2 separate regions of the Mus musculus genome follow, and region 1 is linked to region 2. A link is a loop called in an ENCODE intact Hi-C map of the cell type or tissue named here. Cell type or tissue: gastrocnemius. All regions are shown on one strand. Links, peaks and the distances in the headings refer to the core of each region. The heading gives the core; the rest is flanking DNA. Region 1 overlaps Cnnm1 (cyclin M1). Region 2 overlaps Hpse2 (heparanase 2).

Evidence for each region. Peaks named below come from ENCODE experiments on the same cell type or tissue, not always from the same donor. Only the 100,000 strongest peaks of a DNase experiment are listed, where the experiment ranks them.
Region 1: a loop joins it to region 2, with 7 times the contacts of the local background. A loop is called at or near these places in 23 of 42 quality-filtered maps.

What each region holds. Positions count from the first base shown.
Region 1 is chr19:43,472,271-43,487,661 of GRCm38, forward strand. Cnnm1 (cyclin M1) reads left to right here. Exons shown (of 12, transcript NM_001373992.1): 6 at 107-154; 7 at 3,910-3,972; 8 at 12,575-12,738. Among named protein-coding and RNA genes, the nearest start is that of Cnnm1, 40 kb to the left of the region's middle. In gastrocnemius, for the core only: a CTCF peak has its summit at 6,830 (motif pointing left); a DNase peak (open chromatin) is centred at 6,810.
Region 2 is chr19:42,786,732-42,802,122 of GRCm38, forward strand. Hpse2 (heparanase 2) reads right to left here. Exons shown (of 12, transcript NM_001081257.2): 12 at 1,864-2,381. The coding sequence ends at 2,216. Among named protein-coding and RNA genes, the nearest start is that of Hps1, 14 kb to the left of the region's middle. In gastrocnemius, for the core only: a CTCF peak has its summit at 8,353 (motif pointing right); a DNase peak (open chromatin) is centred at 8,363; H3K4me3 peaks cover 728 bases; H3K27ac peaks cover 212 bases.

The DNA of each region.
Region 1 (15,391 bases), core at 4,757-9,756, 680 kb after region 2:
TCCTGCAGGGCTAATTGGTGCTGGGGTGGAGTAGAAGTGGAGATTTCCATGAGACATTCTGTTTTCTGAATTACTTCTGAAACCCACTGCACCCTTCTGTCCTTAGATAATGACGTGCGGAAGGTTGGAAGTCTGGCTGGATCCTCTGTCTTCCGTATGTATCTCTCAAACCCCTTCCTCATGTCTTCCCTGCCATGGTCCTGCCTCAGCCCACTCTGGGAACCTGAACCAGGCTATTTGAACATGGGCTGGGTTAACGAGAATGGCTGAATGCCGGCAGCTTCCTTGTAATGCTCTGCCGGGAACACTGCCTCCCACCAGGTACCCACAGAGCACGGAGGCTTAGCTTTTGTGTGCCTGGAATGTGTGCCTTGGCTTCTCTGTTACTGCACAAGGGATGAGCGGAAGTGTGGCTTGGGGGGGGGGGGGGGGCATCATGAGTTGCCACTTGTCAGGGAATGCAGGAAGTTGAGCTGTATGCTCTGATGGCCGTCCTTTTCCTTCTGTGCGATGGTAATTCACCCTTGGCCTTTATCTGAAGTGCTATAATATTTTGTTTGGTTTTGGTTTTGGTCTATGATGTTTGTCCTTAGGAAAAGGTAACTGTGGCGTTTGGTGTTGTGGCTCAAGGCTAGTGAAATCTGTTGCTTAGCCATTGCTCTTTCCTTGCCTACAGCTTTTCTGTCGGCGACAAGGTGGCTGCCAGCTGGCCATGCATGCAGCTTGGGGGTGCGTGCGGACTGGCACAGGGCTGGTGGCTGGCTTGAACTGCCCTTCTGTGTGCTACCTTCTTGCTAGTTTCTGTGCAGAATCAGTGTGTTTGTGTGTAGAAAGCATGGCTTCGATTGTGATCCGAATGTAATCTAGAAAGAATTTTCTCTAGAATTCCTTTAGATTCATTGGTTTAAATTTTGCAGTGGCCACTTTAATGTCAAGTGGGGTATTTCCTTTCATCATAAAAGAGATTTTTACATAGTGTTTTTATATTTGAATTTATCTGAAGGCTTTGAAGCATCATAGGCCAAGAACAGCAAGTTAAATGTCACTTCAGAATGAGAAAAAAGGGCAGGGTGTATAGAGCAGTGGCCAAGTAGTTGTCTAGTAAGGTCAAGGCCCTGAGTTCAAATCCCAGCCCCACAAAAAATAGATAATAAATAAATAAGTTTATTAATTAAAATTCTAATAAGGAAAGGTGAAGAAATGATTTGTCCCAAATCACCTAGCCAATTGATAACTTAGCCTGGATGGGACATCTCCTGTTTCATGACTATTTCACGCAGCACAATGGATACAGATTTTTAGATCATTGTGGTCCAGAATTCAGTCACTGTATGGACATGATAGGGCTGTTAAGATGCTACCAAGAGGCCGGGTATGGTGGTGCACGCCTTTAATCCCAGCACTTGGGAGGCAGAGGCAGGCGGATTTCTGAATTCGAGGCCAGCCTGGTCTACAAAGTGAGTTCCAGGACAGCCAGGGCTATACAGAGAAACCCTGTCTTGGAAAAAAAAAAAAAGATGCTACCTAGAAATTCTGGCTCTGCTCTGGCTCTTCAAAAAGAGCTGTGAATAAAGAAAAACAGAAAACAAAGAGTATCATAGATCTCGCCACCTCCTTCCCTCCCCAGTTCATATGACATTCTTTAAAAAGGCCCAACAAAAGAGGGTCCGTCAGGAACGGACCCTTGCTGCTGAGTCAGATGAGACTGAGTTTGTTACCCTGGAGCCCACGTTGGAAAAGAAGATAACTGACCTTCACCCACATGCTATGCCACACCTACCCGCAGACACACAAATAAATAAACTAAAAACAATGTCAAGTGGGAAGATATTACCTGACTTCCTCTGATCCTAGTTCTCTAAAAAAAATCCCTCAGTTTTATCAGTGAGAAGAGTAAACTTGCAACCATAGTCTCCCCCCCCCGCCCATTTTATTAAAGTTTTTAAGATAGCATCCAAAGCGATGGGTTTTACCACGGCATCTTCATATACATGAGTCATTATACTTTGTATTTAACTAACTAGAGGGAAGCATTACGTTCTCTTTTCTTTCCCATGCTTCTGAGCCTTTGCACACACATTCTCAGGAAAGACAAAGAACATTGCCCAGTAGGGGAAAAGAGGTTGTCTGTCCTCCATCAAATCCTCCCCCCCCCCCACCCCAAGTGAAGTGTGAGCTAAATGCAAAGTCCACCCCCACCCCAACGTTGTTCTCTGAGCTGGTGCTGATGTCAAGGTCCAAGAGCCCCCAGCTCCACATTTTTTTAATGTATTTATTATTATACATAAGTACACTGTAGCCGACTTCAGACGCACCAGAAGAGGGTGTCAGATCTCATTACTGGTGGTTGTGAGCCACCATGTGGTTGCTGGGATTTGAACCCAGGAACTTCTGAAGAGCAGTCAGTGCTCTTACCTGCTGAGCCATCTCGCCAGCCCCCCAGCTCCACATTTTACCAGCCAGGAACATCAGCATGTAGTTGGGAGGAGGAGCTTGAACCTAAGCCACACCACAGGGCAGTCAACTCTTGTAGGGTCTTGACCTAGTTCAACACCTGTGATTTGTGTCTCAGTGTTGAACCTGACGTTACAGAGATTCTCCCAGGTGTTCCTGAGTGTGCCTCAGGAAGCACAATCCATACTCTGTTCTCTGTCCCTCTTTGAGGCAGGGTCTCACTAGCCTAGAACTTGCTATGTAGACCAGAACTCACAAAGAGCTGCCTGCCTCCATCTGCGTGCCATGGTGCCCAGCTAGCACTCTATTCTTTATCTTGACTTCGATCGCCAAGAAATCCTCGAGCCCATGATGAGGGAGCCTGGCTTTCTAGAGAAGCCTCACACGAGCCCAGGTATCACAGAAGCACACAGACCTATGCAGGGGCCGAGGAGAAGGAGCCTTCCATTTGCTTAGCAGAGTAGAATTTAATTTAGGAAGAACCGATTCTCCCGGAGACTGGGGTTTATTGCTCCAGTGCGTCTCCAAACAGAGGCCAGTTCAGACACTCATTAACATCCTATGGCAGAATGGTCCCCAGGTAGGTATAAAACCTCCTCCTCTTCCCCCGCTTGGATAAATAATTTGAGATCAAATCTGTGCTGTAGGAGATAAGGACCCAGAAGCCTCCGATTTCATGTGCCTTCATCCTGTAGATCGGTTTCACTTGGGTCCTGGGAAGGGGTTGTGAAAATGACCAGATAAGACAGAGTCCTGTGTAAGTTCACATCAGGATTAACATGAGGAAAGGACCGAAGCTATGAGTGATGGCCAGGGCTGGGAACAGAGAAAGGGGGAGAAAAGAGAAGAAAAGAAAGAGGTGCTTTGGAACTTGTGCTCTCTAGAAACCACCTGACTTGATTCATAAAGTTGACTCACAGTTGTGCCACTAGAATCCTGCCCTGCCTTTGCCTAAGGTCTCTGAGCAAAGAGCAGCACCTGGGAGCCAGGGCAGGATCCAGCCTCCTAGCAGATGTCCTCATGGGAGCATCCTGGCCTCTGAATGTCTAACCGAGTGCTCTCCTGCAGTTGAACAGGCTACATGTGGCCACTGGGAGAGCAGAGGGCAGGGCACAGTGCTGGCCTCTAGCAGACTTGCCAGCTTGAGAGAAGGCTGCTCATGTGCTCTCCCCAAGGGCACTGGCTGTGTTAGTCCCTGGCATCTGTGAGTCTCGCTGAGGTGATTACATTTCCTCTCAGGAGACCTTCAGTGGAGTTCATTTTATTTTGTCTCTCTGGAGAGTGACTCCATAAACATAGAATCCCTGTGCTTTCCAAAGCAAGGTTTATTTTTGCCAAGAAATGTGCTATTGTGAAGAACTGGGAACAGACGGTCTCACCCTCTTTGCTTTGTCTCTCTTCTTTTGTGTTTATCTCCTTTTTGCCACTCACATGCCCTTGACCCCTACTCCTTAGTGCCCGTCTCTGTGTCTCGTACCTTCGCCTTCAGCAGAGGGGACTCTCTGGCAGGCTCCCCAGGTAAACATGCAGAGTATCTCTGGTCTCTGTAGATCCAGTCGGGTTAGCAGGAGGCATTTGGTCCCCTTTCACTGTCCTGCATGAGAACTGGCCCCTACCCGCAGGCTCCTGGATGACTAAGACATAAAGCATCGCACAAATAATAACTCATTTGCACAGTGTCAGGAATTTTCCTGCCAGGGTGTGTGTGTGTGTGTGTGTGTGTGTGTGTGTGTGTGTGTGTGTGTGTGTGTTTGAGGTGAGAAGTAATGTACATTCTCCCACATAATTTGACTCTTGCCGAGTGGGGGGATAAAAAGTGCAGAAGAGACAGAGGAAATGATGGAACACTGTCCTACCTGCCTAGCATCCCGTTTGCTTCAACCTTTGCTTCCCTGTAGTTAGCTGCTAACCCATCCCCCTCGTCTTAGTACTCCACTGTGTGATAGTACGCTCATTTCTGCACCTACGGAGGTTACTACTGTATGTAAAAGTGCCCACATACCTTTCCATTTGGTGTAGCACCTCATGTCAATGATATAAAACTTGACGGTTTTCTTGTTAAATCTAGTGAAACCTATGAGAGTACTCAGTAACCCAATGACTGCATTGGGTACAGCAAAGTTGAATAATTAAATGGCTGTTTCTGTTGTTTCTATCTTTAGAAGTTTATCTCTTAGTACCATGGAGTGCAGACCAAAGCAGGAATGTATTAGATAAAATTTTCCTGAAGTTAACAAGCCCATTCCCTTCCTCTCCCTCCCTCCCTCTCCCTCCCTCCCTGTCTCCATCCCTTTCTCCCTCTCTTTCCCTCCCTCTTTGTCTCTGTCTCTCTGTCTCTCTCTTCCCTCCCTCTCCACTCTCCTTCTTTCCCTCTCTCCCTCCCTCCACCTTCTTCCTCGCTCCCCAAGTGTTCCTTCTCTTCCCTTCTCTCTCCTCTCACATCCTGGCCTACTCTGCCCCCTTTCTCTCTCTGCCTCTACTCCCTTGCCCAGACCCCAGATTCCTTCTGTACTAGAAAGAATGAAGTCCATCGTTCCCTGTGGTTACCCCACCTATGTTTCCCTCACCAAACCCTTTGTATCCTCAGTGACCCAAAACCCTGCTACATCTGGTCAGCTGACCTTCTACATTGGAAAGGCCGTGTCCTGAGACCTCAAACCTCATATTCATAACCTCAAACACAGTTATTTTAACTTGTCTCCCAAATCACATTTTCCCATCAAAACCCATCTGGCTCCCATGTTTATCTGTTCAAGACAACTTAACCACCTTCTCAAATTTCACCAAAGTTTTCTGTCTCTGTGGATGGTAATTTTCCACTAAGGAATAAAGCTCTTCTTGCTTTGTGAGAATTCATGCCTTCCCAATGGCTACAGGCTAGAATAGTTGATGCGAGAGGCCAATCTGGTACCCACACCAGCTAAGCGGTCTCACCCCCGCATGCCAGCAGAATTAGAGGCAACCACATCATGGACCTTCAAGTCTTGGCGAATGCCAAGCTGTACTGCAAATGAGCTGCAGAAGGGGGGTGGGGGTGCGTATTTTTACAGGATTTTAAACCAGAAGAATCAAAGCAGGCATATATTTTTCTTTTTAATTAACCCTTAACTATCCAGACATCCCAGTTATAATTTCTCAGTGTAAAGGATAGTGGTGGTTCACAATATTTATTATGAAAAAACGTCTGTAACCCAATGCCAGAGAATAAACAGACTTGCTGTGTAGCCTTTCTCCCACCAGCGACAGAGACTTCCTCCTATTCTGGCTGACATGCACCCCAGGGAGTTCTTCTCCCCATTTTCCATGACTGTGGATGTTTAATCCAACATGAAAGTGCTAAAAAAAAAAAAAAAAAAACCAAGCTGAGAGCAAGCCCATCCTTTTCCCAGTCTTGATTCAGCTCTGCAGAGTGGACCAGTCATAGGTGAAGCAGGAGAAAGCTACCAGGAGCCAGTACCTTCTCTTTCTGCTCTTTCTACCATTCTTGCTGATGGGCTCTGTCTTTGGACAACCGCTAGCCTCCATGATAGCTGGCTGGCATTCTCAGGACCCTATGCTACAGCATTACCTCTTACGCTGACTCTTGTTTCTGTCCCATGTTAGCAAAGATGCCTGGGAAGTTTGTGGCAAGGAATCATGGGTTCCTTCTGGTCTCATTTTTATTCCTGTTCCAGAAATATAAGGTTATATACATATTAAACCTTAACTTGTCTTGCACCGGGGGGGGGGGGGAGGGAATAACCCCTAGAAATGAAAAAGTTTTAAAAACAAATCCGAATTCCAGAAAGAGAGGTCAAAACTTCAGAGCACTGGCTGCTCTTGCAGCAGACCCAGGTTGAGTTCCCAGTACCCACATGGCAGCTCAGAACCCTCTGTAACTCCAGATACTGGGGATCCAGTGCCCTCTTCTGGCCTCAGTGACCCAAAACCCTGTTACATCTGGTCAGTTGACCTTCTACATTGGAAAGGCCGTGTCCTGAGACCTCAAACCTCATATTCATAACCTCAAACACAGTTATTTTAACTTGTCTCCCAAATCATTCTAGGCATTCTACAGAATTCTAGGCATTCTACACGGTATACATATATACTTGCAGACAAAACACTTGTATAAATAAAATAAATTCTGAAAGTTAAGAAGAAGAAATTTTATAAAAGAAATCGTTTTATCCTAGTTTCTCAGCTGTTCTGGGAGAGGGGCGGGGACTATTACAGGGAGACAGACTCACAGACATAAGCTGTCTGGTCAGTCCTGTATTTATCGTAAGTAGGTAGAGAGATCCAGGTCCCTAGATGCTGCTTTCTCTTGCCTGGGAAAGTTACTGCATCTCTACACGTAGGCATTTTGCGCCCCCTAGAGGACAACGTCTGCATTAGCCATGCTAATGACTATGGCACTCACATTGGATGGAGTCCAAGAGTCCTTGTACCAAATATTTCAAAAATACTGAGCATGTGACTGCAAATCATTATCCATGAGGCATTTCTTTGAGTCTGAAGTAAGGAGAGCTTAGTGGTCTATGGATCACCTCCAGAGAACAGTGCAATTAGCTAACTGCAGGTGCTTTTGTTTAAAAATGAAACTTCTCCTTGGCCCCACTGCAGTTATCTCTCCCTCTCACCAAATTCATCCCCTTGTTCTTCTCCTGATGGAGACAATATCGACTTTCCCATGGCAATCCTCCTAAATCCACAAAAACTACAGAGAAAGAGACATCACAACCAAGGCTATTGTCTATCCGTAATGTGCTTTGAGATCAAAGATGATGTCGTCTTCTGCCTGAGTATACGAGGAGTCCCTAAAAATAATCTTCCAGCTTTGTACAATGTGGCAAGTGGAAATATTCCTTGGGGTTGGCTCTTGTGCAGTAAACATTTGGGAACCATTAACACACTCCTTGAAACGTGAGCAAGTTCATCTGGGAGTGTAACTGGGGCTGGCTTGCAGAGTTCACGTGGGGCTTGATGGAGGGCTGGCTCTTGGCATTTGGTTGTCTGATGTTAAAGAAAAAACAAACTACCAAGAATGATGAATTTTAATAATCTTAGTCTGTACTCTTATAAGCCTGTGTATTAAACCCCATCCCTATCTAATTTGGGGAACACAGATGGCCTGTGGTAGTAACCATGACCAAAGGAAAGCCGTTCCCCCCATCCCTCTGTCATGATCCAAAAGATGTAGACAGGCAGGCACAGAGCCCCCAAATCTTTATGCTCCAAAGGGGAAGTGAGCATTATGCCTGTGGATTTTGAGTTTTGTTCCCTTTGAGGGTACACTAGATAAAGGTAGGCACAAGAGAGACAAGAGTCCTGGAACTATGTGACAGTCTTCAAGGAGGCCTGTATATTAGTAGAGATTAAAGGAGATTCTATCCAGCATCACTTACTATATGAAATATTCCTCCATGTCTTCTTCTACCTCCCCAAATTTTACTGCAGTATGTTCTCCACCCAACCTCAGTCACTCTAAGCTGCCAACCAGAACAGACAACTCTTCAGCATGACCACACATGGCAGCAGTGGAGTGGATGGAGGTCTACCACAGTCCTCCAGAGAGTTAGTGATGCTAAGTAGGAAGCAGTGTTCCCTTCTACCCAGTCACCCTGGAGCCAGCTACATGCTCTAAGACCAAAAGCAGGCCAGAGGCATGTTAGCCACTTGGCCCAGCTCCTGTTGGTGTCCCTGTGGTCAGCAGCGATGTGTTCTGTTGTCCAATCTGATGCATTCAAGCCCTCCTCGAGTCACACTTAGGGTTTTCCACTTTGCTTCGTCCCCCAAGCCGTGCCTCTGTGCTCTTAGGAAATGTCAAGGGGAATTAAGACAACTTGAACGAGTTTGCCATGCTGCTGGGGCACTCGTCTGTTACTGATTTCTTCTCTTTTTTATTAAAAGCATTTCCCTTTCCATCTCCCTCGCTCCGAAGCCTCCCAGTATGCGCACAATTACCAAAGTGCCGAGTCATCAGTGTCCTACCTATTGAGGAATGTCAGGCCCTGGGACGCTGAAACAGTGTCTTGCACAACACTCAGATGAGCTGGGAGTTTCTTTGTCACGAATGAGGGTTCTTTCTTTTTTTCTCTCTCTCTCTTAATTTCTTTTACAAGACAGTTGTATCTTTTGGCGTTGAGAATCTTTGGGATTTTATAAATAAACATCCAGTGGTGTATTTACTTTTAAAAAATATTAAAACATGTTTCTCCTTACAACATAACAGTGACATACATACATACACACACACACACACACACACACACACACACACACACACATCCTATTTAAAGAGAGCTATTTTGAGCTCTCTTTCCTCTATGAACTATAGTCACCTGGGGAAACCCATTTCTCCAAGAAGCTAGGGCTGATAGCAGGATGCCAGAAGTATTGCTGTATAGAGTTAAATCCAAGATGCCTCAGACCTTGGTCTAGCAGCTCAGGGGACAGGCCAGGGAGCACCCAGGGAGCTCAAGACTCTGCCTTCTCTTTAACAACAGTGTGTGAGACAAAGTGGAAAACCCTAAGTGTGGTGCAAGGGGGGTTTGAATACATCAGATCAGACAACAGAACACATCAGTACTGACCACAGAGACACCAATAGGAGCTGGGCCAAGTGGCCAACATGCCTCTGGCCTGCTTTTGGTCTTATACCGTGTGTGTGTGTGTGTGTGTGTGTGTGTGTGTGTGTGTGTGTGTGTGTGTGTAATATATATTATATACACACACATATGTATATGTGTGTGTGTATATATATATATGATATATATACATATACACATACATGTGTATATATATCATATACACACACACAGTGTTTAACATGTGAGTCCCTGAATAAAAGCAGGGTGATCTCCTTGTCCTAGGTGCTCACAATGAGAGCTTAGCAGAGAACTAGAATGTACTTGCCTCTATTGTTACCTCCGTTCCCTGTTGTGAGGAATGGAAGTGATTCAGGCAGATGAGTCTGCAGATGGGGAAAGCTCAGTAGGTAAGAGAGGTTCCATTTCCCTGTCATCCTTCCCAAATAGTGTATGGAAATGTGACCCAAGATCAGCATGTGGAGCAGAGGCTGTGGGCTGCAAAGCCCCAGCTTGGTCAGGAAAAGTGGAAGATGCACCCATGAAGTTACAGGCAGAGCTCACGCCTTCTCCCTTGAGCTACGCCTGACTCAGTGGACGCTGAGTCAGTTTTGCAGACCCTGATCGCATGCCATACTACCTGCTACTAGCCCAGCTACCCCAGAGGACAGAGCTCTGGCTTTCTTAGCCAGTTGCTATCCCAAAGAGCTACAAGTAGATTTGGTCAAGCCAGAACCCATCAGTTTGTTTCCAAGGGACCAAGACCACAGTCTTAAGGCTCACAGCCACTGGTGCATGTGTCCCTTTGTTCTCGGTCACTGCTGTGTCAATCCTCAATCACTCTGGATGGTCTGGTCCTCCAACACCTGTGAATGAGGCACTTCCACAGGCCTGACTCCAGGACCTCTTGTCTCACACACTGTTGTTAAAGAGAAGGCAGAGTCTTGGTGCTCCCTGGCCTGTCCCCTAAGCTGCTAGGCCAAGGCCTGAGGCGTCTTGGATTTCACTCTATACAGCAATACTTCTAGCATCCTGCTATCAGCCCTAGCTTCTTGGAGAAATGGGTTTCCCCAGGTGACTATAGTTCGCAGAGGAAAGAGAGCCCTAAATACCTCCCTTTAAACAGGATTTAGATTCTAAATTAAAATCCCTTCGAGGGCTGATGATAGGTACAGATCTGTCCACTCTGCGTTTGTACTGAGTACCTGCCCCAGGTCAGACTCTGTGGGTGTATGCTGATGACGATTAGGAAAGACAGGAATCAGGAAAGGTGAGGGCTGTACCCTCGCTGGATTCAGGGTTAACAGAGCTGATGGATATGTAATCGATCTCTGTAAAAAGTGCTTTTGGAAGGACTGGAAAGAGGCAGTAACAGAGAGCTTCCAGGGGACCCAGATGAGGTCTTCAGAGAAGTGAGCATCCTCAGAGACAGCTAGGGATTAAGAAGGAAGCCACCTTGGCAGGCAGGCCTGGGAACCAAGAGACTGGCATCTTCTCAGAAAGAGGCACTTCCGTGACTGAGGGTGCCCAAGGAAGCCAGAGGCCAAGAGCAAAGAGGGAGGCCCAAGACTAAATCAGTCAGGAGAGTGGGGGTCAGCAAGGAGCCTGGGTTTTTACTCAGGTGGAATCAGAAATGAATTTGTGGGATCAGATCTCAGTGGTCTCTTTCTCCCCACACTTCCACGTTTTGTGATTTCTATTGCCCATGATAATCAAGATCCATAAATATTAAGATGAAAATTTAGAAAACAGGGAAGTCACAATGTATAAACAACTTTTATTGTAGTGTATATTATAATTCTACTTCATTAGTTAAAACTTAGTGGTAAATGGTCTCTTACTGTATCTATGTTGTCAATTTTATCATGTGTATGTGAGAAAGGGGAAACCCAGTGTATAAACTGGGTTTCTACTATTGGAGTGTATGGTGTTGACTTGGAGTCATGGGATCTCCCCCTGCGCGTGCGTGCACACACACACACACACACACGCACACGCACACACACACACACACACAGGGGGGGGGGGGGACTGCTGTTTGAGATTAGTAAGGAGAACAGATTGTGACCCAAACAAAATCAATGATCACTGACCTTGAGTAGGAAGAGGAGAAAACAGAGAGAGCCCATTGGGTTAGAAGCCAATGGCAGGTGTTGGTGTGGTCCTAAGAGAGTAGGGAAGTCAAGGCTGATCCCTGGTTACTGGAGGCAAATAGCTTCAAGCAAGTAAATGGCCTTTTGTAATGGCTTGGCAAATAGACACGTCATCAGACTCTGTGACTCACTCCAGCAGGTGCCGACCAGACGTCTTGATTGACATGAGCATCATCTCACGGGGCAGAATCAAACCCCTAAGTTTCTACCCTGAGTGAACTTTGAAGGCTTTGAGTCTTCACTAGAGCTGAGGTAGATCTGAGTTCTGAGAAGCCAGCAGCCTCCTTAGTGTCTTGGGAAGACATGCAGACGGCATCAGTTGGGAAACGGGATGAGAAGGGCCTTGCCTTCTCTGGTTGGACTGGTCCCAGTGTTGAGACAGTGCTTAAGATCACCTTCGGCTTCCCTCCCCACTATTGGTCCTAGGGAAGACAGATCACTGTCCATTTTAAAATCAAATGGCACAGTCTTTACTGAATTTAAAGAAACTATGGAGATGTTTAAGTCTTTGGCTGAAAGTCTGTGAATCATTCCAGGTTCTACTTATGCCAGAATGAGCCTTTCTGTGACCCACATTTCTAAGGACTACTGTCCTGGATAATGCAAGGCATTCATAATAGCCAAGGGGCTGTGCCCTCCCTGAGCCCATGTTCTTCCTGCTACATATCTCAGACATGCAGAATTCTATAGTTCCACAACCAAACATCCCTGAAAGATACAGAGTCCAGGAGCCCTAAGACCAGAGCCTGGCTCACCCCACGCAACCCTGTTGCTGCCATAAAACTCATGGAGTAGAGCCTTGCTTTACAGGTTGGTATGAATGGGTGTAAAAGGCAAGGCTAAAATATTTTTAAATGCATGTTAACATGCTATACAACTTGTAACTATTTACCCTTATGGCTCATGGACCCACCACCACCTGCCACTGCTCAGGCAGGCCAAGTTAGCCCCCATAAAATACGGCTATGGTGAAATGACAGGTGATCCTGAAGATAAGCCTAAGGCCTTGGTCTTTCTGTCATAACACTGTGTACAGCACCTTGTCCCAGCAGAGAAGTACCATAGACACAGCACTATCCTTGTGTAGTTGGGGGTTCTCCTACACCTAACTTAAAGACAAGAGCCAAGGCAGCCTCCTACTTCTGTCCCCACCCCCATCTAGGGAAACAGAGCACTCTGGCATCACAGGAGACAACACCGACAAGCCACCCCCTTCTTGGGCTCTAGTGGGGTGTGGGCCCCTGTCCTTACAGTGCCATAGCCTGGTAGTGCCATGGGACCTCGGTAAACAGCGCCTTTCTCTCTCTTCCTCCTTCCTCTCATCCTTCCTCTCTTTTTCCCACCCGCCATTCCTTGTCTCCTCTCTCGTTTCCCCTCCCTCTTCCTCACCATCTGCAGTAAACCGGTCCCCTTCTCGCTGCAGCGGGTTGAATCGCTCCGAGTCTCCAAACCGAGAGCGCAGTGACTTCGGCGGAAGCAACACGCAACTGTACAGCAGCAGCAACAACCTCTACACACCTGACTACTCGGTGCACATTCTCAGTGATGTGCAGTTCGTGAAGGTGACTCCTCCAGGAGGGCAGCAGGCTGGGGGCAGTGGGACAGACCTAAGCATAGTACACACACCATTTCCCTGCCCCACGGTGTGCTGGGTGACAGTTCTTCCCTGGCTGTGCAAAGCCCTGCTCTTAGTAAGCTTGATTGTTGCCGTGTATCATGGTTGTTAAGCATTTGTCCCGGTCGAGGTCCCTGGTTCCTCTGTTTCCTATGGAGACGCTAAGGCACACGTTAAAGGGAGAGGAGCTTGTCTGAGAAGTGTTTCTAACAGTCTCTTCTGAACCCCTGGCATTGCCCCCAGAGCGATGTTATTCATTTCTTCTAAGGTCAGTTGGCCAGGGATAAATAAACCAAACATATAGAAAGCCGTGATGATCTTCTACGACAGAGTATTGACTTATATGATGGAATTTCTAAACCATAATACTAAAGTCTGCTGGTTCGTAGTACTGGGCTCATAGATTCAGGTCACAGGTTGAGCTGTCTCACCGATGGCTGTGTTGTGCTTGGTATTGACAAGACACTGTGGCAGCTGCTTTTCTAGAGATGGCGTGGCAATAGCGGGGGGTGAGGGAGACGGGGAAGCGTACGGTAACTCAGGTAAGCTCAATTGTTCATACTGAGCCACGGCATAAATAGATCAGGTGGAGGAGACTTGGCTGCCTTTGAAGTGGCCATCAGAGCAGGCTGAAGAAAGAATACTTGAACTGACTAGGTAGAGAGCGGGGAGGGAGCCCTGGCCTGTGACCAGCACAGATGCTGGTGTGATGGGAATGGGGCATCAGAAACAGAGCCCTTGCACCCTTCAGGCAGCCTATGGAATTTAGATTCATTTTTAGTTCATTTCCCTAGCAATGGGGTGGGGTGGGGGGGAAGACCCGTTAAGTAGGACTAAAAGTTTTAAAGAGAGTTTGACTAATGCTTTAATTAGCCACCCACCTCAACTTTAAAAGGTTTAGATGGGGGAAAGGAGGGTTCCCTTTTTTTGTTTTTTTTTTCTTGAGTCTTCTTGTTCACCCAAGTCAATTCAGGCTATTGTCACAAATTATCATAGAATGTACAGTTTACACTGCTATAACCTAGGAAGGGTCACGGGGCCAGGAGATGCAGTGTGTGTTGAGGGCCCACTTCCTCACGGACCTTGGGGCCTCAGACCTTAGAGAGCAGAGAAAGAGAGCAAGCGCCCATAGAAGAGAAGTCATAGCATCCTGATCCCCTTCTGAAGCGTCAGCCTCCTGATGCCTTCCCCTCCAGGATAGGGTGGCACAACGTAGTGTGTAGATTTTGGGGCTCACATGGCACCATTTATGGCTGAAGTTCAACAACAACAACAAAAATCAGTATCCATTTGGCTTGGTACTGTGGGATGGAAAATAAACAAGACTCTTTAACCATTGGGCTTTAAACTTGAGCTGTGAGGCTGAGGGCTAAGAGGAGTGTCCCTTGTCTTGAATAGACTGGATAGGACTATCAGACCTGGATTTGGCAGCTCCTCAGGGGACTGAGATGAGAGCCTCTGAGAGAGGACATTTGTAACATTTCCCTAAGTCCCCGTACCCTGGAGCCCTGGAGGTGACTTTCCACAAATGACAAGGAAAACTCTTTCCCATCCTGAGACGGTGGTGGTTGGAACCCGAAACCAAAGACAAACCTCAGGGGTACTGAGAAGCACAAGTTCTGTTTGTCACACTGGAGGATCATGTTCTGGTCCAAGCTGCTGGGAAAACCAAACAGAGTCTTTTTTTTTTTTTTTAACCTAAACATTTTTAAATCGAGAAGGATGGCTAATTAAAGCATTAGTCAAACTCTCTTTAAACCCGTGGCTTCAGGAAACTATTAGTCCTACTGAGGGGCACTTTTCAAATTCAAGACAAATGTGTTAGGGTTTGGTTTCCTCCTTTGCCCTGTACTGTATGATTTTTCTTAAACCATAAGCTGAAAATCACCTCCTCCCAATTCAGGAGCTGCCTGGGGTCCTTGCTGAGGCAACTTCCTCCATTCCTCTCCCAGTGCATGTGCTTGCTCACTCGCTCTCTCTTCCTCTTCCTCATTGTCCTTCTCCTTCCCTCTCTCCTTCTCCTTCCCTCCTTCCCTCCTTTCCTCCCTCCCTCCCTCCTTTCCTCCCTCCCTCCTTTCCTCCCTCCCTCCCTCCCTCCCTCCCTCCCTCCCTCCCTCCCTGCTTCTCTGTAGGAATCAGGATTGAATCTGGGGCCTCAGACACCCCAGGCAAGTACTCCACCTTACAGCCCCTGAGGACATAAAGTGAAGACTCTGTGCAAAACTGCTTTCCCAGGCCCAAACCCCAGCTGCTGGCTGTAGAAAAGGTCCTGAGTGACCTTCCTTGTCCAAAAAACTAAAGTTCCCAAATTATTATGTTCGGAAGTAATATGATTTCAAGACAAGTTTACAGTAAAGCTAGAAAGGCGCATCTTATGGTTTTCTGGGTAAGGTTTTAAACAAAGCCATGATTCGTAGACGTTTATGAAGCCCCCAAAGAATGCTTGTGAATTTATTTATTTTTTTTTTTATTTAGTATCTGTAATGTAGGCATCATTGTTAAGAACATTTGGCAACTACCCTATGGTGTTTGTTATGTAACTTTGACCTGATTCCCGTCACCATCTAGTGGTGGAATTCCTAAATTGCAGGGTCCTGTTT
Region 2 (15,391 bases), core at 5,599-10,598:
CTTGGTGACTAAGTAGGTTCTGGATGATTCTTCAAACCAACCCATTTCACTGTGTGATGCTGGGCAGCCTAGCGACCGTCCCATGCCTCACAAGTGCTTGGGATAACAACAGTAACTTTATTATGCGGCTTCTATATATGTAAAGCAAACTAGCCTGGGGCCTGGCATTAAGGGCCTCTGATCACCTTGCTGTTATCAGCGGCCCTGCAGCTGCCCCCAGACAAGTACTTAGAAGAGATTCTGATACATGTTCAAGGAAAAAAAAAAACAAAAAAAACCCAAAAAACAAATAACAAAAAAACCCAAAAAACAACAACCCATCTGTCTCCTTTCCCATCCTCCCACATTCTTCCTGACTTTGGTCCACCTGTTTGTCTTTTCTCTTCCTTCTTCCCTCCTTCCCTTCCTCCCTCCCCTCCGACCTCCAGTGCTATGCTGGGCTTCCATGGAAGGTGCCTGAGAAGGGAAGCTCCCTGGGAGCCTCTCTGGGTGAGCAGTCTCATGGGCCACCCTTCCAGATGCTGCTGGGTCCAGCCTGTCTTCAGTCCTCTGCCCTTGCATGCCCTAGTGTATCTGCTGTGTGATGCTCATTCTGTACTGAAAATAAGCACCCCAAAGTCCAATCCCACTGTCTTCCTTATAGGGAGAATCAGATGGGTGGCTCCCCTCTACCAAATCCCCAGCTCTCCAAGCTGAAAGTCTTGGGCACCTTGCGGTCTAACCTTCCTCTTGTCTCTCACTTTGCAAACAGGACTAAGCCCTTATTCTTCAGGCATCTTAGGCACACCTCTGCTGCTCCCCCAGGCCTGTCTATTCACACCAAAACAGTGTCCCTGACTTATCTGGTACCCAGGAGAGTCAAGGGTCCTCTTTCTCCTTGAAGGCAGCATCATTCACGTTGTTTTTTTCCTGAGGTCAGCCATGTCCACAGAAAGTCCGTGTGACTGCAACTTGCTTCCAAAGACTCCCATACCCTGTTGCCAAATAAAGGTCCCAGGCGTGGGCTTTAAGTCCCTCTCCTGCCTGCCCAACTCAGAAGCCCTCCACATAGCATTCATCTGTTTTGCTATCAGACCAGTTTCCCATCCTTCCTTAATAGAGCCAACAGAAGACTTTGCACCATGCGTAAGCACACCCACCTGGGGTAGGGTGGAACTGGTCACCTTCAAGCTTTCTCCCTAAAATGCACTAAGACTCGGCTACTTGGGAAGAGACAGAAAAGTTCGACTGTCTGCAGTGACTTCATTGATACTTTCTTCTTCTAAATGGTTTTTGGTCAACCAGACAACTAAGGCCTTCTTACTGTTTTGAGTCTTTGAAATCCTTTCAGTTTGAGGGCAAGGTCTAAATTGCTTTGTTGGATTGGTGTGTGTGTGTGTGTGTGTGTGTGTGTGTGCTCGCGCACACTTGGGTTTGATGTTTCCGTGTGCTTTTTCTTTGTACTACAACTCCCTCCCTCCCAGCAGCATAAAGAATGATGATTTCTTCTTGTGGAGCCTAATACATTGCTCTCCACTCAGTGAATATTGTTACCTGACCCCCATTCTGAGCTGGAGGGAATCTAGATCCCCAGAGGAATAGAACTTTAGAGTATGACTGTCATTCTACTTGCGAAGCACCCGTTCCCAGAGGACCAGCAGTGATGGATGCCACTGTCAGAAACCCAGATGCACGCACTCATACATCAGCCAGGAAATTATATAAACAGCTCACCCAGCAGGCCAGAGCTGACTCACCCATTAGCTCCCTATGGGAAGAGAGGTGTCAGGAAACCCGAGGCAGCAGCAGGAAACAGACAAAGGAGGAGTTACAAGAGGATTAGAGTTGCACCCCCATCTCTTCCTCCCCCATCCTCTGCTGATGGCAGCAGCCATAGGCTAGGGCCTGGGCTTTACAGTTAGTTACATTGCTGTGTGGTCAGGACCGCAGGCAGCTGGTTTGCAAACACTGCTCTGGAAGCTTGCTGTCAGCTGTCCATGCGTAAACAGACACACCAGAGGATGTCTACCTTTTCCTTACGGACAGATGCCACCTACCTAGACTAAGCTCACACTATGACGGTTAGACTCCCTTTGGAGAGTCTATGTTGCTCCCAGCAGCATGGGAGTAGAGGCTGGTTGCTAAAGAAGGTGTCTGAGGAATAAGGACGCTACGTGTGTGGAAGAGCAGAGAGCAGTCCAGCAGGCCCACCAGTAGCTCAGGAACAGAGGGTGACTTATCGATAACGGCAGGCCAAAGCATTGACATTCTTGACCACATAAAAGCCCATGGTGACTGGAGGGATGACCAATGTCCGGCCGGCCCGCAGCGGGCGGGGCTTCAGTTCTGGAAGGGTCCCGTCGTCCACCATCACTAAGGGCTGGCCATTGAGCTGCACTGACCTACAGCAGGGGAAAGAGGGGATTCATTATCATATACTTGCATGCTGAGGTAAGAGAACTGACACGCAACTTGTTTAGAATTATTCTGAAATGACAAAGACAAACCGATAGCTCCAATGTTTCAAGTTTAAGAATGAGTTTCATATTTGATACATAATAGATGTTTGCACTGTAGCAGTAACAAGAAAGCCGGTGGTGGCAATGTGGACACGTGTGACCTCACTCACATCTCCTGGTTCTTTTTATTCTTTCTGTGTAACTAGACATTTTCAGCTCATAGAAAGGGGACTGCATCCACAGCAAACTTTGAAAAGACAAATAGCTCATGTTAGACTGAAGGAAATGGCAGCCATCTTTGGCTTAAGGTACGGAATCCCACAGCTTCTCATCTCTTCCTGACACTGCTCGGGTATGTGGATCGGAAGAAAAATTCAAATCAGGTCGTCAGCTGGAAATACGGTTGCACATCACTGTCATATAACCAGCATCATGCAGTGCAAGCTATCTTTGGTCTTCGCTCAACCTCCATTGTGACACCTGAGATAGAGACCTCTGTTTGCTGTTCCTTCTGCATCATGAAGGACAGACAGGTTTAGAGAGAGATAATTGGACCCGTGCTTGATCAAGCAGAGGACTCCCAGAGATAAATGGGCTGTAAGCGGCATCCAATGAAGAGCGGGGCAGAAGAGCTGCAGGCCTGGAACCATGGGGGAAGACCTGGGCTGAGTCCAGCTCCATCAGAGCAGAGGGAGCGCCCACTCTCCACTTGGAGTGACGGAGGAGTGAGGGAGCAAGCAGCAGACTCCGGAGTGAACAGTCAGGTCCACCTCGGGATGGTGTGGGGAGGGAGAATGGACTGAAAGTCAGTATTGACTTCATCAAATATGGAAGACGCTCTTGATTCCAAATGCCAGGTGAACCTTTGCTTCCTCATGTGAAGACAGTCTGTCTACTGGAGGGGCAGCTGGGGAAGGGTCCAGACCCCAAAGAAGCCTCGGGCAGGTTCTATTTTTTTGTAGTTTATTTTATTTTATTTTATTTTATTTTATTTTATTTTATTTTATTTCAGGTGGTGTGGGTATCCAGTAACCAGGTGGCCGATAACACGAATTAACCTTCGAAAGCATACTCAAATGCATACTACCTCTCTGCTTGCAAACCTCAGTCTTCCTTATACATAGATTTTAAGAGCAAGGATTTAGGTTACACGCTCTAGATAGAGATGCTGCCAGAGTACCGATGCCCCTGGGTTCTGGGAAGTGCAGAACGTAGTGTGATAAGCAAATGCTCAGCCATCAACAGTCACTGCTCCGCACCAGCCCCTCCTGCATCTCCTCATCGTGGGTTATAGCCAGAACCGGGAGCGTGGTCATGACCCTGGACCGAAATCTCCAATTTTAGGAGCTGGGTCAGTACTTCGGGGCTGACTGACAAGCCCCTTACCTGCTCTGCCTGGAAGCTTCTGAGCCTGTTGGAATATCCCACAGCTACAGTGTGAATGAGATGAACTAAGAGCCCGGCACTGGGAGGCGTGCCTGCTGTTGTTCTCATGGTCACTGTGGACCTCTCTGCTCCTGGTGGTCCTTGTCTTCTCTGTGGAACTGAGTTTCCCATCGCCCTTTTCTGCAGGGCACCCCTCCCCTGGGTCCCGCTGTTCTTTTTCCTCCCTCTTGGTTTTCTACCATCTCTGGACGCTGCTTCCTGTTGATGGGAGCCATCCCTTTCTTTCCAGCTACCCAGACGCAGAGTCCCATGTTTTGTCCCTGGGCTCTTGTTAGACCATGGGCTCCTTGTAGGGGGTGTTACCCACACCCATGACCATTCACGAGTCATTGATTCCCGAGGCCATATCTGCACCCAGGCCCTTCCTTTGGACTTAGGTGCTTCTACTTAGCAGCCTCACAGAAGCTTCAAAGGCGCATGGTCCAGTTCAAACCCTGCCTGTATTTCTACTTTTAAGCACATCTATGATAGTGGCAGCCGCTATTTAGCCAGTCACACAAGTAGAAAGCTGGGATTCTTCTGAGATGCCTTCCCCAGCCCCCACAGCCAATGCCACAGAGTCAAACCCACTCCTCCTTCAATGTTTGCCAAGTCTGCTGTGTTTCGCCTTCATCCCTGTCACCACGGCCCAGAACCTGCCTCTCGTAGCATGCCTCTGTGCCTCCTGCTTATAGATCCTCTGTTGGCACCTCATGCCTGGCACCTCCCACCCCTCCCGTATGACACTGACTCTGGCTACTTCTCTACTTTCAGTCCTGGGAACTCCAGGCTTGAGTCCAGCTGAGGACCGCAGGGGCAGGTGGGGTACGAGCAGTTAATGTGTGGATGTCATCAACACATACATATGCAGAGGTGGTTTAAAATTTTTAAAATGCCTTACATATAGATGGAGTACATTTTTTTTTCCAGAGGAAAGTGTTAAGCAGGTATGTACAGTGGGATTAAAATACTCAGGGGACCGCTGGGTGGTGGTGGCGCACGCCTTTAATCCCAGCACTTGGGAGGCAGAGGCACTCGGATTTCTGGGTTCGAGGACAGCCTGGTCTACAAAGTGAGTTCCAGGACAGCCAGGGCTACACAGAGAAACCTTGTCTCAAACAAACAAACAAACAAACAACCCCCCCAAAACAAAATAAATAAATAAATAATACTCAGGGGCCATGGTTGAGATTAATAAGGTACAGGTTCACTTAAAACTGTTATAAAATTATTATTATTTTGGGAAGACATTTTTTTTGCCATTCTTGAAAAGATAACTACATTTTTACTTATGTGAATACATATCTATAGCATGCTGTGTGTGGGCCGCTCTCAGAGGCTGATAGTATCAGTGATGCTAGAGTTACATCTGGCTGTGGGCTGCCTGATTTGGGTGCTAGGAACCAAAGCTGGTCCTCTGGGAGAGCAGCAAGCACCACTAACCACTGAACCATCTTTCCAGCCCAAGGAGGAGACTTTATGATAAAGACTGGTGTGAGAAGGTTCGGCATTTGTCCCCTCCAGTGTGTGCAAATCAACTGACTGGCAGTTTGTTTCTGGGTCCTTGGGCAGCTGCCCGTCCTCCACTCTCAGGCTGGTGGTGAGGGGTCCTCAGGTCTGCCTGGCTGTTTCCTTTTCTAACCCGTGGATGAGGCTCTCTTAGCTTCGCCCTCCCTCCTTTCTCTATGTGGAGTGATTCGTGGCTTTGTCCCTCACAGTGCTGCGGAGGTGTAAGGCAGGAAATCAACATTTCTTTTTGGGAGGAATAAGTAAATGGTCTTTGAGACCCTTTGCAAAATTTCTAGGCTTCCCCCATTAGTTTCTGTGCCCTAGAGAGGCTCCCTGGAGGTTTGCAGAGAGTGCCTTCATAGATTCTATTAACTAGCAATTACTCTGCCTCTCAGTGGAGATGTTAGATAAGATCTGAATTATCGATGTTTCTCACACTCACCAGACACCTTATTCCCACTTGATGGGAGGGCATTGATCACTGCTAGTGTTTTTCATCAAAAAAAAGAGAGGAAGGAAGGAAGGAAGGAAGAAGGAAGGAAGGAAAGAAAGAAGGAAAAGAAGAGAGAAGAAAGGAAAAGAAAAGAAAAGAAAAGAAAAGAAAAGAAAAGAAAAGAAAAGAAGAAAGAAAAATGAAGAGTAGAGATCTGTATGGAGGTCTCCTGGCTTTGTGGGCGAGGCTGTTTGAGACCTTGAGTCCTCACAGTCTTTATCCTTTTCCTCTGTTAAGAGAGGGACAATGTGCTTTAGCACCGCTTTTGTCCTCTTCTCTCTGCTTATGTTTGTTTGTTTGTTTTTAATATTTATCACCCAGTGAAATCACATCATGCTAAAGGCAACACCGTCCTTCAGCTGTATACAGAGAGGAATCGGCACGTTTGCAATCCAATCAGTGCTGAAAGAAAGGGTCATGGATTGTGAAACACTTTGGTGTGAAAGGCAGGATTCTTGGATTTGCTTTGCCTGGGCTCATTCAATCCAGGCATGCAGCAGCCTTGTGTTCCACATGAACAAAGTCTAGAGGGCCTAAAACTTATCTGAGTCACAGAGCCAGGAAGAGGCAGGCCTGGTACGTGCAGGGATTCCCTTCGTGACAGGGCTAAAGCCCCCGTGCAATATGAAAACTTTGTTATTTTTGTAACAGCACACTGAGACCTGGTCAGAGAGGTTAAGTGGCATCGGCAGGGTCACAGAACTAATAAGCAGGTAAGCCAGGGCTGTCGCTGACTGCCTCCTCCTATTTCATGTTGTCTGCCTGAGTTTCGGGTGGTGCTCGCCAGATCTCATTTCTTTCTTTGCCGTTCTTATCATCCTGTCTTTATCACCATCTTCCTCCATGGGTCATGACTTTTCAACAGAACACTAAGTGGCCCAGCCAAAGCTGAGCTATCTCTCTTAGATTCCCAGTTTCCGTGAATTGCCGAGGGTATCTAAACTATCCAAATATTGGGACAACTGTGTTTTATTGCCTTTTGTTTTTACAGAGTTTGAGTTACTTTCCAATTTCTAAACCTGTTTTCTCAGTTTTATGTGTTAATTGAAATGGGATTCTATGTGTCAATTCAGAGTCAAGCCCTCTGACCCTCCAGTTCTTCGTGGGAGCATCGTGGCCCGGCCACTCCACCCCCATTGCTTGCCTGCAATGTCTGCTCCTCACGTCTTATGGTTCTCAGTAGTCATGAGCGTCTAAGTAGGGGTCTGACTCTTCTTAGGTCCCAGGATAGAACGTCTAACGACCGTATCCTTTTGCAACCTTGTCTCTCTCTGTGTCTGCGCATGCTTTTATGGGGTTGTTTTTAACAGAAGCACACTCCGGAGCTGGTGTCTGGTTTTGACTGGCATTTTGGGGGGCCTTGAAGGGAAGATGAAAAAGACCTCAGATCTACCTTAGACACTGAGTTTAGGTTTCTCCAGAGGATGGAGTAACAGATAGATCGGATGAACCTGAGGTCTCCTTTGTCCTGTTTGTCAGCCAGGCTGCCCAGACCTAACAGCTAGCCTAAGGCAAAGTTCACTATTTAATTTAGAATGATCCTGAACAAACAGAAATCTGAGCGTGCCATTCACCTGTCTAAACGTTCACTGGCTTCTAGAACATCATCTGCATTCCCCGAAGCCCGCCCTTTTATCAACACCTCCAGCTCCTTAGAGGCTCATTCTAACTTCCGCCCTTTCTAGTCCCTGTCTACCACTTCCTTCGCCCTGTGCTGCAACTTCTCTGGTTAGTTTTTCTAATCTCAGGGCTCTTCTGTCTTTGCTGTTTCCATTGTCTGGAACTTCCTCCACATGCTGCTGTGTCTTCTTTAAAGACTGATTTTCAATTTTTGCGTGCATGGAGGGGGTGATATTTACACACTAATGCAGCCCCTATGGAGGCCAGAAGAGGGCATTGGAGTCCCCGGAGCCAGGGCTACAGGAGATTGGAAACTACTCAGCGTGCGTGCTGGGAATCAAACTGGGTCCTCTGCAAGAACAGAACCTGTTCTTAACTGCTGAATTCTCTCTCCAGCCCCTGACTCTTTTCTTGATGGTCTTGCTTGTTCTTTATATCATGTACAAGTGCCCCTCGAAAGTGTCCCATAATTCCTTGCACTTCTTGGGCCTGGACTTGGATTGTAAAATTCTGTCTGCTTGTCCTCACCCCTGATAGGAGGGCTGATGACCATCACGTTCTTTATTCTCTTATCTATCCACATCTGATACAGCTTATATTACAAGAAACATTAAAGTCAGAACTACAATTGAGAAGGGGGGACAACAGACCGCAAGTCCAGAAGCTGAATTCTGTCTAGATTTCAGACATTAAACGTGTCGGTCTAGATAGGTTTCCGGTCACTTCCCGTAGGCTTCTAGATTGTAAATAATGCGACTGACAGCAAGAGAGGAGTAGGGTCAGGAGACAGAACAAATAAGAATTTTATGTGTTAATGTGCACAGTTGCTCTCTCCTAGCCCGACGCTAATTTTCGGCCACTAGGGGGCACTCTTGTTCTATACAACAGCGAGGGGAGCGTCAGACTGCAGGGTTGCTCCCAGGAAGCCGAACTAGTCCTCTAGTCCCTGCTGTCCTCACCCCATCTCCCCAAGGCCGGGAGGTGTACCTAGCGCTTAGTGTGTCAAAGAAACAAATCTTAGTATCAATCAAACCCAAACCCAAACTGCACTGTGGCCCCCTTGGCAGGGGCTCCGTCTGGAGTGGGGCCCAATTTTAAGGAAGAGCGCGAAGCAGGGATGCAGTTCCTGGGCGGTGAGAGCTTCCCAGCCGGATTGCCTAGGGGGATCCCGCCGCAGGTGCGGAGTCGCTGGCCCCGGCGCCAGGCTCTCCCGGGTTCTGGGTCCCCCGCCGCCCCCGGCCGCACCTGTTAGTGCAGCTTCCTGAGCTGGGCTGGGAAACTGGTGTGTGCAGCTGCCCTGCCCTCCTCCAGGTCAGGCCCAGGTTAGAGTCGGAGGGGCCCAGCCAGGTTTCAGGACCGTGGGTTTGCGTCCCTTCTGCTCTAGGAGAGGCAGAGGAAAGGAAATTCCTTTCACATGGCCCTGAGTAATGCCGATGCATCGGTGATGGTGGCCAAGGCTTCATGAGTTTTCTTATGATTCTTTTGATTCAGGCAAGGCTCTGGATCCCCTCGGAGCGCTCCTATTTCTCAATGATCTTTTTTTCAATTGCGACCTAACGCTTCCTTCCCTAGGCTCCCTTCCTTTCTTCATCCTCAGTAGTTCGTACTTAGCTGTCTGGCTTTTTCCTCCCACAGCAGTTCAGGAACGGGACTGGCTGGGCTGCTACAGAGAGGAGACCAGAAGAGACAGGAAAGACTGGGAAGAAAACGTCCCGTCCCGTTCCCCTCAATCCTCTGGGGTGAAGCTTTACTGCTTGAAGCTCATCCAACTCTGCATCCTGCCCATGAAGGGCACACCGAGGGTCTGAACGGCTTTGATCTAGCTTTTCCAAATGCCTACTAGCACTGTTTCACGTGGCACAGGGGAAGCTCACAGGTTCAGTGCCAGGGATATAGATGGACTTTTTCTGTATGTAGCAGATTGGGGGGGGCATGATTTGAATGGTGTCCCATCTAAATCTGCACAACCGGATTCCACCATGTGCATCCAATGCCTTAAAATAACTTAGCACACATGGCAGACAAGATGAGCACCCAGCTAAGGAACCTAGATTTTTACTGATATTGCTGACTTCCACCTGGTGAGAGACTCATCTGGGGGGCAGTTTTAAAAGAAAATTTAATCCTGCAACCATCTCAAAGCTCCATGTCATAGGCATATCACACTCAAACCACAGGACACAATTGAAACCAGAAACAGAAACTACAGCGCCATGACTCCACAGCTAACTGTGTCTTATTCTCATTGTAAAGAGCAGTTGCCACAGTCACCAAGTGGTAATTAAGGGGAATTACTCATATCTGCATGGTTCGCTGTGATGTAAAGTTAATTACAACAGACTTAGGCTTTGCCCACCAAGCCAAAAAAGTCACTAGAGCATGCAAATGTGTGGCCAAACACACTGTAATAAACACATTATATAGAAAAACACAAATCGAAGGAAAATCAAATTTAGCCCGGATTTCAACAGTTTCTGTGGTCTAGTGCTAGTGTATCTTTGTGGCCTTTCTCCTCACCCCACAGGCGTCCCATATTCTAGTCCTTTGTGAGATTTGCCACCTCCAGGGCAAAATGAGCCTTGAACTTGTGTACTTCCAAACCTCTGTAAGCTTATCTTGCAGCCTCAAATGGCCTCCCATACTACAAGCCTTTCCTCGAAGCATGGCTTTCTGGGTAAACATAGTGGCTTTAGACTTTTCCAGATCCCAAGCCAGAGCTCTCTCCTTTCCTCCGGCTTCCAGGCTCCTGTGTTGTTCTTAGAGTCCTTTCTGTCTCAGAGGTAATGCATCCGTTGTGGAGACCGAGGCATCTTTCCCCAGCCCTACTTGTGTGAAGCAGGTAGAGGCAGTGTGGGGCAAGAAAATTCCCTGTATGGCAGAGTGCAAGTAGTGTGGAGAGTTTTTCCAAATATAAGTATAAGTTAATCTATAAGCCACACTTGAAGTAGGCTGATGACTTTATGGTCATGGCTCCCTGGATACTTCTTGAAATCCATTAAAGCAAGTAGAGAAATATCTCCATTTTATTGGCTTTTGACAGTGCTCTGTGTATCACATCAGCACTCTGTATGACCTTCTGAGGAAAAAGAATAAGATGTTCTATAGATGTCAAAGGGCAATATGTGCCATAACTCTCAGCCATTCAGGTAAACAGAAGCATGGAAGGTGTGGTCTTCAGTGGTTGCTGGTGTTTGGCAGCCAGGAGACAGGTTTGTGCTGTAGGCTCTGTAGGTGGAATAGACCACCTCTTGACTCCAAGAAACATGGGTTCAGGACTCAAGCCCATCAGCAGGAATGAACAGGAGTAGAACTTGTCACCTCCTAAAGGTGACACATTTACATCACCAAACCACAAAGAAGACGAGGGCTGGCTCTTCTCAGTCTATCATGAACCACCTACATACTTAGCTTTCCTGCCCTTAGTTTTCGAGCCAGCCATTCAGGGCCATGTTGGCCACACCATGAAAAAACCATCCTACGGGAAGGACAGAAATCCCTGCCACGTCAGTGTGAGGGGACAGGCCCGAGCCATGATGGGCAGCTATGCAGAAAGTCTGCAGCTGTTGAAAGTGAGCTGGAAGGAAGTACACTCTGGAGCTAAGAACAAACGGGAGGCTCTCAGAAAGCAACAGTGAAAACCGTGGATCCGCAAACATCTTGGTTTAAGATGTCAAGTCACTGTAAAATAGAAAAATCATTTCATAATCCTATAATCTGCACATTACTAATCTGGGATTTAAAACAAAGCAAACAATAAAGCTTTGAGAGGCCAGCTCTCAGCCTTTTACTCAGGCATGAGAATTCCCACAGGCTTAGGGCACGTTCACACCTTTGGCAAAATGGCCTGGTGCCTGGATGGGGAAATCAAAGATGTGAATCATCTGGGACCCGTGTTCCAGGGTTTATGGAAGGCCAATCCTTCCCAACTTTGGTCACATATTTGAATCACCTAGGGAGCTTTAAGAATTGCTTCAGCCCAGAGATTTGGGTTAATTGCTCTGGGGTGTGGTGTGGGCACTGGGGTTTGAAAGCCAATAGCTGTTCAAAGTGCAGCCAGGGTGAAGCAGCACCAGGGTGAGAAGGGATGGAGACATTTGCAGCTGGGGTGAGGGGAATCAAGTAACCCTCTGGCTGTCACCGTCTGAGTTTACTTTGGATAAAAGGTGCCTTCTTGACTCTTTTGCAATGCCATGAAAGGAGGCCATGGTTTTTAACCCAGGATACATGAATTCTTCTAAAAGGAAATATTTTGGTGAATAAACTTTAGTGGACATTTCTGCCCTTTCAACCAAAGCTGCCCCACACATGTACACTGTGTGGTGAGTGAGCTCTTAGTACCAGGGAAGTTGTGGATAAGTACTTAACACACGGGGCGCGCGCGCGCGTGTGTGTGTGTGTGTGTGTGTGTGTGTGTGTGTGTGTGTGTGTGGTGCACCCAGGCAGAGGAAGCCTTAGCAACGACCTCACACGGAGAAGAGAGAGCTGAACACATTGTCCCTTTGGACAGCCCTGCTCCTTCACATCCCTTAGTTCCTCCTAAGTCCTGGGTTGTGACACCAGCTCCATAGTGACAAGCTTTACTTAGGAAGAAGAAGATTATGGGGGCGGGGTGAAGAATATCCCACCTGGCACCTTTACTACATTCTCAGATCTGCATGCTATGATTTACTTAGACCACAACATACATATTGTTACAGCTACCACCTCATCGTGAGCCACAAAATACACAAAATTCAACAAGGCTCACAAGGCCCTCAAAGCTTCTAAGCTTCTGTGAATGAGTTTGCACTTTCTGCAGACCCCAAGGCCTCTTCTCTCTGCAGGTTTGCCTCCCCTTTCTCCACAGACTGTCTCAGATCCTGAGTGTGACCACTTTTAATAAATCCTCTGTTCACATATATCTGCATCCCTGCTTTCTCTGGTGTCCACTTGGAGCTCAGACTTGGCCGTTAGTGTTTACACTGGTGCTCGCTCACAGTCCAACGTACAAACATCCCCAGGGAGCTTTCTTGCTATTTGGGGCTTCCAGCCAGCTTGCTTTTCCTCCTGAGGGGCTCCAAATGACCTTTCAAAAGGGCTGCAGCTGCCTCAACAGGACCCTTTTTCTCTAGGTAAAGGAGGTTTCCATTCTAAGCTCTGCTTTAAAAAAAAAAAAAAAAAGATCTGATTTTCTCTTGATATTTAAAGACCTACCCGGGCCCTCATGGTTGGCAGATTCTCCCATATCCATTCAGTCTAAGTATTACAGCTTGGAGTGCCTCACATGCTACGGTATATAAACAGATTCCAGCTTCCTAATGGATTGAAGAGTATACTGTAAGTGCTCTGCGGGACAGTATGTTCCTACCATGCAGCATGTCATGAGTTCAATCCTCAGTGCAGAGAGAACAAGGAGAGCAGGAGTGAGGATGTGGGAGGGAAAGAGGGAGGATATAGAGAGAAATTAGAAGAAGATAGCAGTGTGTATTCATCTGATCTCAGAAATATAAATGCACACACATTTAAATGATATAAATGGAATGGAGGAAACCATAAAGAAACACTTCATGTCAAACTAATACTCTAAAAGTGAAATATTTGAAAAATTAGCAAGACACTAGAAAATATAGCTCAATATACATGATAGATGTCAGAGGGGGAAACTGACTTATATTGGAGCAAAATTACATGCTTTTAATAATACAAATTAATTCCCAATGGAAAAATAAGCAGGGACACAGGAAACTTATGAAATCAGTACATTAGTAGCAGATACGAGCATCTTCAATCTTAAACATACACAATGAGTGTGGTTGAAGAACAGCATCTTTCATTATGAAGTTAGCAGAGATCTGAAGCGATTAGATCATGCTAATGACACATTTCCTCTTCTTGCTCACATCTCTTCACCTAAGACTGGCTGGGCAACAACTGCAAGGATGATCCCAGGAGCTACAATTCTACACTTCTATAGATGCTAGGGATCAGGAATCCAGTGAAGCAGGCTGGACCGCGGGCATCTGAAGAACTCTACAGAGCACAGGGCATAGACTTCTCTACTCATCTTTCTTAAAGGAAGTATAGAAATGACAAGAAATATCCCTTTAGCTTCATATAAAGAGGGCCATTCCTATAATTGGAGCCAGGCAATCCCAGAGTAGACCAATTTAGGAGCTGCACTGTGCAATCAAACCGAAGCTGGAATCCTTTTAGGCAGGTACATCATATGAGAGACTTCTTAGTGGCATCTTTAAAAAAAAATTCCTCTAAAGTGCCATCTTTTACTATATATACTCACTGTGGGTTTCTGTTTACTAGACTGCTGAGATAGTCCTAATTAATTTCAGAAAGGGAGGGAGGGGGGAGAAACTAAGTAAAAGTTGCATAGTTATTAAAAGATGGCACTAAATAATACAGTCCAGGTACCGACTACTGTCCCCAGCACTGAATGAAAACACTTAGAAGTCAGGAGTGTGCTGGCCCAGGCCTAGACTCCTTTTTGCTGGGTCTGTTGGTATCCAAACCCCAAACACGGAGCTTCCCTATTTACTGATGATAGAGGGTTGGTAAAGCAGTGGCCCGTTCAGTTCTCCGGACTTCTGCACAAGCTCAGAACCCAGCCATGCAGTAGCAACACAGTCGGCTCTGAAAGGGACATGGAGCTATTTTAGAAGTCTTAGAGCCTGGGAGTTAACTGAGTGAGTCTTCAGAACCTTTTGTCTGGCTAGAATCAAATGATACCTTTCTATCAGCATGCAGTTAGATATCAATGCTATTCTTTGACATAAATTTAATGAGGATGAAATCAAAGCAAAAGTTATGTCCCAGAGAGTTGGAAAAACCCAAGCAGTTTGAGGATAGAGAAGAAAAATGTTCATTTTTTTTTCCCCAGAGGCTAGGCAAGACCTGTGGTTTATAAGGGCCTCGAGATTCCCAGCTACAGTTGTATCTGCTGCAGGAGAAGAAGATGCAGAGCTGAGGTTTAAGCATCAATGGGACCCATGACCCTCAAGGCAGAGTCTGAACCTCACTGTGGAACTGGCTCCAGGCTGCTTTCTTTGGGTCTTAATACTAATAACAGAGATAAGGTTTTTTTGAAGGCAAGGACCTTTGAGTTCTCTTGTCCCAACATTGCCACCAAAACCTACACATTATAGAGCTCTGAAGGCCTGGTGTTTATACTGCTCAAGAAAGTCAAGGAAATGTACATTGTACTGTGGCCAGACAGTAAGTGACTACCACCATTACTGAACAGGGCTGGAATCAATTAGCCCTGTGCAGAGGCCTTGTCAACTATATTAATTCTGGGCAGAGTTTAAGATGGACAAACCCAGACAATCTCATGACATTTCAGTTATTTGATGGTACCTCTGTCCTCTGTAATTATGATGGCTCACCACTGCACTGCAGGGACAAGACACTGCTGAAGATGAGGACTCAGCTGTGGATGAGGACTCAGAAGGATGCCAGGTGTTTCTTTGCTTTGTCATTTCTAGTTGTGCAATTCTTGGGTGACTACGGCAATGCTCCAAGATTCAGTTTCTCTACCTCCAAAGTGGGAGGTACACCCTTCCTGGTGTTGTTCCTAAGGTTATATAAGGTGATGGCTACCGCAGCTATTACAGCAAGCCTCCTCTGTATTAGCATAAAATGAAATGTTCAGACATACTCAATTGTGGCCAGTAAACACGGAACAGCCTCTGGTCTATGTGGCTTAACACAGACTCTAAATGAGGGCAGGGAACAAAACAAGATTCCCTCCTAATGTCACTAAGCCCAGAACTCTTAGCAGACAATGGTTCCCTGAGGTCTGTGGGTTAGAATGTCTAAGCTGATGAAAGGTGTCTCTTCTTTTCTAATTTTTATATCACACCCCTCTAAATGGAAACACACACACACACCGAGAGAGAGAGAGAGAGAGAGAGAG